Regions from separate parts of the Homo sapiens genome. Here region 1 is linked to region 2. The links are chromatin loops, found by intact Hi-C in ENCODE. Cell type or tissue: endothelial cell of umbilical vein. All regions are shown on one strand.

The links. Peaks named below come from ENCODE experiments on the same cell type or tissue, not always from the same donor. Only the 100,000 strongest peaks of a DNase experiment are listed, where the experiment ranks them.
Region 1: a loop joins it to region 2, with 13 times the contacts of the local background. A loop is called at or near these places in 1 of 110 quality-filtered maps.

Annotation. Positions count from the first base shown.
Region 1 is chr3:128,121,350-128,126,349 of GRCh38, reverse strand. It overlaps RUVBL1 (RuvB like AAA ATPase 1), which reads left to right and starts at 2,538. Exons shown (of 11, transcript NM_003707.3): 1 at 2,538-2,766. The coding sequence starts at 2,626. RefSeq lists a silencer at 2,487-2,546 and an enhancer at 2,737-2,786. In endothelial cell of umbilical vein, no CTCF peak of the experiment used is centred here; a DNase peak (open chromatin) is centred at 2,439; H3K4me3 peaks cover 1,536 bases; H3K27ac peaks cover 1,353 bases.
Region 2 is chr3:128,480,853-128,485,852 of GRCh38, reverse strand. It overlaps GATA2 (GATA binding protein 2), which reads left to right. Exons shown (of 6, transcript NM_032638.5): 3 at 1-126; 4 at 1,848-1,993; 5 at 3,909-4,034; 6 at 4,535-5,000. The coding sequence ends at 4,834. Among named protein-coding and RNA genes, the nearest start is that of GATA2-AS1, 5.8 kb to the left of the region's middle. RefSeq lists enhancers at 1,239-1,803, 1,804-2,368. In endothelial cell of umbilical vein, a CTCF peak has its summit at 2,571; DNase peaks (open chromatin) are centred at 682, 1,722, 2,582, 4,042 and 1 weaker place; H3K4me3 peaks cover 3,040 bases; H3K27ac peaks cover 4,261 bases.

The DNA.
Region 1 (5,000 bases), 360 kb after region 2:
GGTTTCGAACTCCTGACCTCAGGTGATCCACCTGCCTCGGCCTCCCAGAGTGCTGGGATTACAGGCGTGTACCACCGCCCCTGGCCCATCAGTGATGTTTGAACTGTTATTTAGCACACACACACACACACACACACACACACACACAAAGGAACAACTCTGGTGGAAGTGGGGGCATGGAGCTGGTATCCTACACTCTCAGCATTCCCTGTCCCCACCCGTACTGGCCACAAAAGGATTCCACAACTGCTGGGAATGTGGTTTGAAAACCACTAGACCAAGTAATCCAGGGGATATTCCTCTGTGCTCTAAAATCCTGATTCTCCCTTTCTCTTTTTGGACTAGAAGGAAATCCTTCTTTCTGTGCCAAAAGATACAAAGACTAGGGCTGAAATAATAAGTGTAAAAAAAGTCTTTTTCCTTAATTGGACAATACACAAAGAAGTCAGTCCCATAGAATGCCTCACTTTGACTACTAGTTGGTGGAAAAGTTTCCTTCTCCATATAGAGAAAGGAATTGCTTCTTTTCTAAGAGTAATGACCAGGAACAAGTCAATGAGGGGCTAAGCAACTTTGTGGGGTGCTGTCTCTAGTGCTGATGAACCACATGCCCTAGTAACAACCTCAGCCTTCCAAGGCCTGGCCTCTGTTCTTTTAGGCCCTGAAAATGCCAAAAGATTCCATTCACTGATGGAAATCATTACCAAGTCCTATAAAAGCCAACGTGTAAAATACATGCAGCAAAACTGATGAATTCAAGTGTATGTGTTTGTGTGTGGTCTAGAACCTTAATTGAATTCATGAGAAGCCTTAATTGTGAGCTGTGTTGTAGGCTGTGTGCCAGGCACTTAGGTTAAAATGGTAAACAATCAAATGTGGTCTACACCCTCAAAAGGCCTGCAGTTTACTGGGAGAGAAAAACATTGACCCAGTAATTATGCAAATCATTAGAAACCTAGATTCAAAAGAAAAGAAAAAAGTATATAGAAACCTAGATTCAAATGTTAGAATCAAGATGTACAAGGAGGTGTGAGAGGCCGGGCGCGGTGGCTCACGCTTGTAATCCCAGCACTTTGGGAGGCCGAGGCGGGCGGATCACGAGGTCAGGAGATTGAGACCATTCTGGCTAACACGGTGAAACCCCGTCTCTACTAAAAATACAAAAAAATTAGCCGGGCGTGATGGTGGGCGCCTGTAGTCCCAGCTACTCGGGAGGCTGAGGCAGGAGAATGGCGTGAACCCGGGAGGCGGAGCTTGCAGTGAGCCGAGATTGCGCCACTGCACTCCCGCCTGGGCCACAAAGCAAGACTCCGTCTCAAAAAAAAAAAAAAAAAAAAAAAAAAAGGCGGTGTGAGACTGTGGAACTACTGTAATTGGATTTGATTTCAGGTCTGTCTCAATTCTAACATAAACTCTCCTGCACTCTGGGCAAGTCCTTCCCTTCCTCTGGATGTTAGTATCCTCTTCTGTAAAAATGGTGTCATACCATTTGCTTCTGAGGAAATCTCTCCTATTTGTTGGAATTCAGCCAAGGCAACATCACCTTCATGATGCCTTCCCTGGCTCTCCAGGCTGTTCCGGGGGCTTCTGCTCTGGTCTTCTCGCCACCTGGGTGTACCTGTCTCAGCACATCTCACGTTGCAAGTTTTCTAAGCAAGAAGTAAACGCATCAAGACTTTTATCCCTGTATCCCCAGTGCATTGTGGTGTCTGGCTCGTGTTTGTTGAACGGATGGATGGATGGATGGCAAGTACAATTGTGGTGCAGGTTGTGCTAATATCATTATGAAACCTGAAGGGACAATTTGCTGGCTGATTGTCTCAGCTGGAGTCATGGGACGTGATGAGCATTATTATATAGGTTTTGAAGCCTGAAGATTTCTAGTTCTGATTATTTGTGATGCTTTCTTGGGCGGATGGGCCTCTTTCCGCTTGTTTGTAGCTGCATGCGTAATTACACTACCTTACAGGGCTGTGGAATTTTGAAAACTGCAAAATGTTATTTACAGTCAACTGAACTCAGCAGGAACCTTATCTCTCGGTGGAGGATGGAGGATAGAAGCAGGGGAAGACAATTCCACGGAAACGGTGGTGGGTTGAGCTGGGCCTTTCCAGGGAGATGCAAAGGTATGGGAGTCAGAAAACATTGGTTAGTAACCAATCCCAGTTTAAGCTCTGAACCTCAGTTCTTCTGTTTCCAAAACGGAAATAATAACTTGAGATTTGCGTAAGAGTATGACGTTCAAATGTGCTAATGGATAGGACGGAAGGATTAGGAGTGGTACCCGGGGGCCACTGCCTCGTGCAACGCCCCAGCCCTAGATCAAATCCGGGGCGTGGTCCCACTGTGCTCCCGACCCCAGCCTCGGCAGGAAGCGCCGGCTACGGGGGAAGCCAACCCGGAGACACAGACGGAAGTGGGTGACCGGAGCTCTAGCAGCAGCCGCGATGGGCGCAGCCGTGAGCCTATGGAGAGCGGAGGTGTTCCCGCTTCCACCAATGGAAAGCCGGTCTAGGCGGGCCTTTGCAAATTGCCCTAGTAACGGCCGCATGGTAACTCAGGCGCCGGGCGCACTGTCCTAGCTGCTGGTTTTCCACGCTGGTTTTAGCTCCCGGCGTCTGCAAAATGAAGATTGAGGAGGTGAAGAGCACTACGAAGACGCAGCGCATCGCCTCCCACAGCCACGTGAAAGGGCTGGGGCTGGACGAGAGCGGCTTGGCCAAGCAGGCGGCCTCAGGGCTTGTGGGCCAGGAGAACGCGCGAGAGGTGTGGCCAGTGGACCAGGGAGTTGGGGGCTGCAAGCAGGGCTGCTGCGGCGAGAGAGCTGCTGAAGTCGGTGGCTCGGGGCGGGATGCGCGCGCCAGGGGTCTCCCGCCATTATTTCCTCAGGGAAGTGAAAATGGGCCAGGGGCTCGGGGAGGGGCGCCGCCCTGGAGCTGGGTGAGGGGCCGCCCCAGGATACCTAGTGACGATCCACTGGGGGCAGTTGACGGTTTGCCAACTCATGGACAAGTGCTGATATAAACCCACACAACCCCGTCCCCTTAATTCGTACCAGGCTCTATTCGCGACACTGGGATACAGCGGGAATTAAGATAGGAGCTTACATTTTAGTGTAGTGAGAGACGATAAACGTGTACACCAATAAATAAAAATAATTATCTTATCTTGGTGGGGTTAGTTACTGCAGGGCTTTGTCGGCCACGGTCAGGAAATTGGATTTTATTGTGAATGCAGTGGCAGGCTATGGGACGGTTTAAAGTAGGGAATTGACTAAACTTTAAAAGCTCATTTTGGTTCCCAGGATCCGGGAACTGAGGGAGAGAAGTGGGAATTATGGAGAAGAGCAATCTGGTTTATCCACCCCTCCAAGCATCCTTTTTGACCATTCCAATTAAATCTCCTTTTTCTAAGTGCTGGTGATGCCAAGTACTTTCACATACATATTATTTTTTGGCAGGTGAAAATATTGAGTTGGGGAGAGGGCACTTCACGTATATGCTTGACACTCGTTTTAGTAACGGTAAACCTGGGGTTTGCACCCACGTGTATTTCTGACTCCCAAATCAGTGCTCTATGATGATACAGCCACCCTCTCTGCCTGCTGTTCTCTAAGGTCACAGCCATGCCCCTTGGCCTTTGGAGAGCCTTAGCTTCTACAAAAATCTTCACTTAATATAAAGTTAAGCTACTGCCTCTTAGCCTGATTTTTCTAAATGGAAAGGCCTCAAAGAAAAGCCTCAGGTTTCCATTTTGAGCATCATCTTTCCAAAAAGGAAGTGTTTGACCCTGGCTTACTAAGCAGCTAGTACTGCAAGTAGCTAACATTGGTTGAGTGCTTTCCATGTGCCAAGCACTGTGCTAAGTAGCTATATGTCCACTGCCTTGTCATATCCAACGTATTAGTTGTCCCTTCCCCGCTTTAGTATGACAGTTTTCAGACACAAAAAAAGTTGAAAGACTTGTAAATACTTGTGTGCCTAAATTCTATAATTAACATTTTACTGTGCTGCTTTATCATATATCTTTTCATCTGTCCCTCTCCCAATCCACTTTTACATTTCAAGGTGAATTGCAGGCATCACTACACTTTACCCCTACACCCTTTAACCTGTGTGCCATTGACTAGTATGAACTCTGTTCAAGTGAGGAAATTCTGGTTCATAGAGGTCAAATAAGTAGGTCCAAGGTTACTCATCTGGTAAGTGCGAGAGCCAGTATTTTAACTCAAGTCTATGTATTTAAACCCAGAGTGCATGCTCTATGCCTAAGTGCATGCTCTATGCCTAAGAGTGATGCTGTATGCCTAAGACCCACCTCAGCTACCAGGTTCTTGTGTGACTCTGGTCACATCAGTAACCTCCCTGAAAAATGAGAGTTAGACTAGGTGATCTTTTAAAGACCCTTCCAATTCTTTTTAAATGTTAGAATTCAAGCTTATCTCACCTGAGAGTAGTTGGAGTGGAAATTGAGGGAGAATGGATGGAAGAGGTCCTGGTCTGTAAATAAACGCACATCTCCAAGGTTTGTAAAGTCTCTTCTACCTTGGGTTTCCCAAAGAGCTTCAGTGCTGGGGATTATGATATGACAGGGTTGTGTGGAAAGACCATAGTAGTTTTTTTTTTTTTTTTTTTTTTTTGAGACGAAGTTTTGCTCTTGTTGCCCAGGCTGGAGTGCAATGGCGCGATCTCGGCTCACTGCAACCTCTGCCTCCTGGGTTCAAGCGATTCTCCTGCCTCAGCCTCGTGAGTAGCTGGGATTACAGGCGCCTACCACCACGCTCGGCTAATTTTTGTATATTTAGTAGAGACAGGGTTTCACCATGTTGACCAGGCTGGTCTTGAACTCCTGACCTCAGGTGATCACCTGCCTCGGCCTCCCGAAGTGCTGGGATTACAGGCATGAGCCAACGCGCCTGGCTAGGTTTTTTATCTATTTAGAAATATAGCATCTGGGCCGGGCGTAGTGGCTCACACCTGTAATCCCAGCACTTTGGGAGG
Region 2 (5,000 bases):
ACCCCTCCTATGTGCCGGCGGCTGCCCACGACTACAGCAGCGGACTCTTCCACCCCGGAGGCTTCCTGGGGGGACCGGCCTCCAGCTTCACCCCTAAGCAGCGCAGCAAGGCTCGTTCCTGTTCAGGTAAAGGCAGGTGCTGGGGACTTCGTGGAAGAGGGGAGCATTTGCGTTTTTGTGGTGGGGAGCTGTGACTTGGGAGAGGTGGCAGTGTTGGTTTCCCAGATCTGGGGATGGGTGATGTCTCGCTCTAATAGCCCCCAGCAGATGTTTGAGACCCCCGGGTCAGGGAGAGGAGACTCTAAAACTTTTGCCATTTTCTTAAGTGCTTCCAGTGTACCCCCAAAGTTCAGTTCCTTGCCCCAGGGTTGGTCACTGCCTGACCAGAACATAGAACAGGAATTCCCCCTTTCCCTCCCTGAATCTTAAGTGAAAATTCAAGCCACCTCAGGACTTAGTATGTGAAGCGAGGGAAGTGACTCTGTATGTGCATGTGTTTGGGAGCGTGTGTGCATGTGTATACGTGTGTCTGTGTGCATGTTGTGTGTGCATGTTTCAGGCACTCCGGAGGTTCCAGACCATTAAGGAATCTGGGTCTCTAACTCAATCAGTCTGATCTTGGGATTTCGATGGCTCCCTGATCTCCTCGGGAGATTTTCCCCAGAGCAAAATTCCCAGGACCTGCTCCTGCTCCCTGCCCTCGCCAGGCCCTTCCCTCTCCCTCCCTGAGGGCTGGAGTGAGGGGATGAAGCTGCAGTGCCCCCGCCCCTTTTCCCGCAGCTGGCTGGGGCCAAACTGGGTTTGTCCAAGAATCTGGCCACAGAGCATAAACCCAGAAACTCGTGGCTAGTGTGGAGTTCTTGCTGTCCATGTCTCTTTCCCGAATCCCTTTGAGCCACAGAGGGGGAAGGTTTTTAAAACAGTTACTCCTGAGTGCAGGAACCACCTTCTCTTGCCAGGCTGTACTCCTCATTTAGTTTAAACTAAATCAAGAATAACTTCCTGGGGAACACGATGCCAGCCAGTGATCCTGCTCAACTTGGTCCCCAGCCCCAGCCCCCGCTGGCCCCAGCACCCGCTGAGCCCCGGCTCAGGGTCCTAGTTCTGCTCAGACCCGTCAGCTTGCCTTTTCTTGGTCCTTTCTCCTGTTTGTTTTGCATTTTATTTGAATTCCAGATGGTCTTTTAATTGAAAAAAAAAATACAAACAAAAAAAACCCAGGCCACTTATCTAAAAAAGAAAGAGCTTATTATTTATTTTATTTTAAAGAACAACAACTTCGATCCATTATTTCCAGGACTCAGAAAAATTCTAGAGCTTTGGTGGAAGAGGAGAAAAGTTGGGGAGAAAGAGGGAAATGCTTCTGGACTTAGAGCAGAAAGACGGGGTGGGGCAGACACAGTTGGGTAGAAAGGAGAGGGACAAAAGAGGAGAGGGGGAGAGACGCGCCAGAGCGGGAAGGAGAGAGCCTCCTGGGCCCAGCCAGGTTGAGCTGGGTGACTCCTGCCACCACCCTACCCTCGGCAAAGTTTGCAGTAAATACCCTCCTGGTTGCTCCAGAACGCCTGGGGCCCTGGGCCCCTCCTCCCCTCCTCCTTCGTTTCCATCCCTCCTGGTGAGGATTGGAAGCAGGGGATTTGGCTTTAAACGACTCTGGACCTGTGCCCCCTCCCATGTGGGAGACCCTCTCGTCCCTCTTCCTGCCCAGGCTGTTGCAGCCAGGCCCAGGCCAACCGTGTGCCTGAGAGGCACCGGCACTGCTCGGCTGGCTGCTTTCCTGCCCTGGACTCCCTCCCGAGAACTTGCCGGTTAAGCAGGCCCCCGTGTCTCTCCCTGTTCCCCTGCAGAAGGCCGGGAGTGTGTCAACTGTGGGGCCACAGCCACCCCTCTCTGGCGGCGGGACGGCACCGGCCACTACCTGTGCAATGCCTGTGGCCTCTACCACAAGATGAATGGGCAGAACCGACCACTCATCAAGCCCAAGCGAAGACTGGTAGGAGCGGGCACAGGTGGCTGGGAGGGGGCTGCTGGGCAGGAGCTGGCGGTTAATTACAGGGGAAAAAAACTCCTTCAAATGCAGACGCTTTGCCGCTTGAAATCCTCTTTTATCATGAAAAGCACTGGGATGTCAGTTGGGGTCGTCTCTCTTTCTGGCCAGATTCTTTCGGGCCAGATTTCCTCCTCGGGTATAGGGAGCCCACCGGGCACCCTTGCGCCACCCCACTCTGCTCCGGGATCCCCGAAGTTGAGTGTCCACGGGCCGGACTCCTGTCCTCTGGCCTCTGCTTAGCTCTTTTTTAAAAATAGGGCCATGAAGTACTTTTCCTTGTGGCTCAGCCCTCCCCGACAGCCCCGCTCACAAGCTCCTCGTGCTTATTTAAATAAAACACAAACTCACACCGGCCACTAAAAAAACCTGCCCTTTATTATTTTTCCATGGAGTCACCTATACTGTGTATTTTCATTTGAGTGATTTTAAAAAAATGCCCTTTCGGATCTCCTGCCGGAGTTTCCTATCCGGACATCTGCAGCCTGAAGATAAGGAAACTTCGTGTATCTGTTTCCGGACTCTGCGAGTTTTTAGAGTCTCCTCAGCTCAGTCCTGCCTCTCGCTGGGCTGTTTTGAAATTTCTAATACCCTCCACTCTGCAAATAATGCGTAAAATGCTAAGAATAATAAATATATTTTTTCAGGGCGAAGTGATTTATGAGGCTTAAATCGTTCCCTGCTTTGGGGGCCTTTTTTTCCCCTGGAGCGAGGGCGGGGTGAGGCCCGGGTGGGGGTAGAGGTGGAGGACGCGGCGTTGGCCCCTGAGTCAGAATTCCAGCTTCAGGCTGCTTACTCACCCCTCCCTGCCCCCGCGGCTGCAGTCCCTCTGTCCCTTCTGTGACCAGGCTTGGGCCTGGGGCTGTTCCAGGCTCTGCAGGCCTCAGCCCCCAGCCCCCCACACTCACCACCTGGTGCACTCCCGCCTGCAGTTCTCTGGGAAGTGTTGGGGGACCCCCTCTGTCACTGTGGGGCTGGCGTTGGTGGAACCGGGAGAGGGGATCTGTTTTCTTGGGTAAAGCCTCCCTCTAGCTTCTCTCTGCAAGGACCAGGCGCTCATTTCCAGACCCTACCTCTGCCAGGCATTTCCTGAGGGACTAGGACTCAGAGGGGCTGCGGGGTGGTTAAAGCTCTAAGGGTTGGGGTATGGGGGGCTGGATGGGGGGGATCAGCACTCACATCAGCTGGAGAGATGGAAAAGTTCTGTGTCTGCACTGCCCACTGTGGTAGCCCCTGGCCACATGTGAATATTGATCACTTGAAATGTGGCTCGTGCAATTGAGGGAACTGGGTTTTTAATTTTGTTAATTTGTAGTTAGATCTTATTTAAATGGCTGCCTGTGGCCAGCTGCTACAGTGTTGGACGGTGCAGCTCTGCACTCTGTAAACCTGCGCTGGCCTCAGCGACACTGACTCACCCAGGATTATGGATTTTGAGCGGAGTCGTGCTAGAGGAGACACAGAATCGGCCCCAGATCCAGGGGCTCGAGGGGGACCAAGCCGGCTCAGCCTCAGGATGCCTGTGCTACTAGAGAGCCCTTCTCAGGGCCTCAGTTTCCCCATTTATGGAGTTAGAGCGCAGGGTAGTTGGGGGAGGTAGCTAATTCTCCTCTGTAGCTCTTGCAATCCCGTTGATTCTAACATCAGGCTTCTGAGAGTTCTTTATTCCAAAGTTCTGTGAGTCTTGACTTATTTCGTTCTCAAATTCTAAAATTCCATGGTTCTGAGATGCTTTGATTCCCATGTGAGATTTAGCCCTCCTTGACTGAGCTGGTGGGGACTGGGGGTGGAGCGAGGGTCAGGGAGGGGGGTCGAGGTGGGCGTGGGAGTCCAGCCTGCTGACGCTGCCTTGCCCTCCCAGTCGGCCGCCAGAAGAGCCGGCACCTGTTGTGCAAATTGTCAGACGACAACCACCACCTTATGGCGCCGAAACGCCAACGGGGACCCTGTCTGCAACGCCTGTGGCCTCTACTACAAGCTGCACAATGTGAGTGCGCCCCGCCCCGGCCACCCCGCCCCTCCCAGGGGACCTCTGCGCTTTGTGCTGCCAGGCAAGAGGCCCCAGCCACAATATCCAGCTTGGCTTGGCTTGGGAAGCTGCTGCCCTGAGTGAGCGCCAGAAGGGCTTCCCGTAAGAGGGGTGCCTTGCCTCTGCTCAGGAGGTGGAGCTGGCTAGGACAGGGTCTCGGACTAGGGAAGTGGTTTCTCTGCTTAAAAAGGGTCAGGGTGGGGGGGAGGACTTCAGTTGGCTGGGCAGTGCTGGCATGCGGTGGGCAGAGCCAGGGAGGGTGTGGGTCAGCCCCATATGCCAGAACCCGCCCTTCCTGGAATGGTAGCCATCTGGTGATGGGACTATGAAGGTCGGGCACAATTCCTGGCTTCCTGGGACCCTCAGCTTGACCTGCCTCTGGTCCACGCTGTGGCGGGGTGGGAGGAATGTTGCTGGAGGAAGGAACTGGCCCTCTGAAAACTGGTGGTTGCCTCTAGGTTAACAGGCCACTGACCATGAAGAAGGAAGGGATCCAGACTCGGAACCGGAAGATGTCCAACAAGTCCAAGAAGAGCAAGAAAGGGGCGGAGTGCTTCGAGGAGCTGTCAAAGTGCATGCAGGAGAAGTCATCCCCCTTCAGTGCAGCTGCCCTGGCTGGACACATGGCACCTGTGGGCCACCTCCCGCCCTTCAGCCACTCCGGACACATCCTGCCCACTCCGACGCCCATCCACCCCTCCTCCAGCCTCTCCTTCGGCCACCCCCACCCGTCCAGCATGGTGACCGCCATGGGCTAGGGAACAGATGGACGTCGAGGACCGGGCACTCCCGGGATGGGTGGACCAAACCCTTAGCAGCCCAGCATTTCCCGAAGGCCGACACCACTCCTGCCAGCCCGGCTCGGCCCAGCACCCCCTCTCCTGGAGGGCGCCCAGCAGCCTGCCAGCAGTTACTGTGAATGTT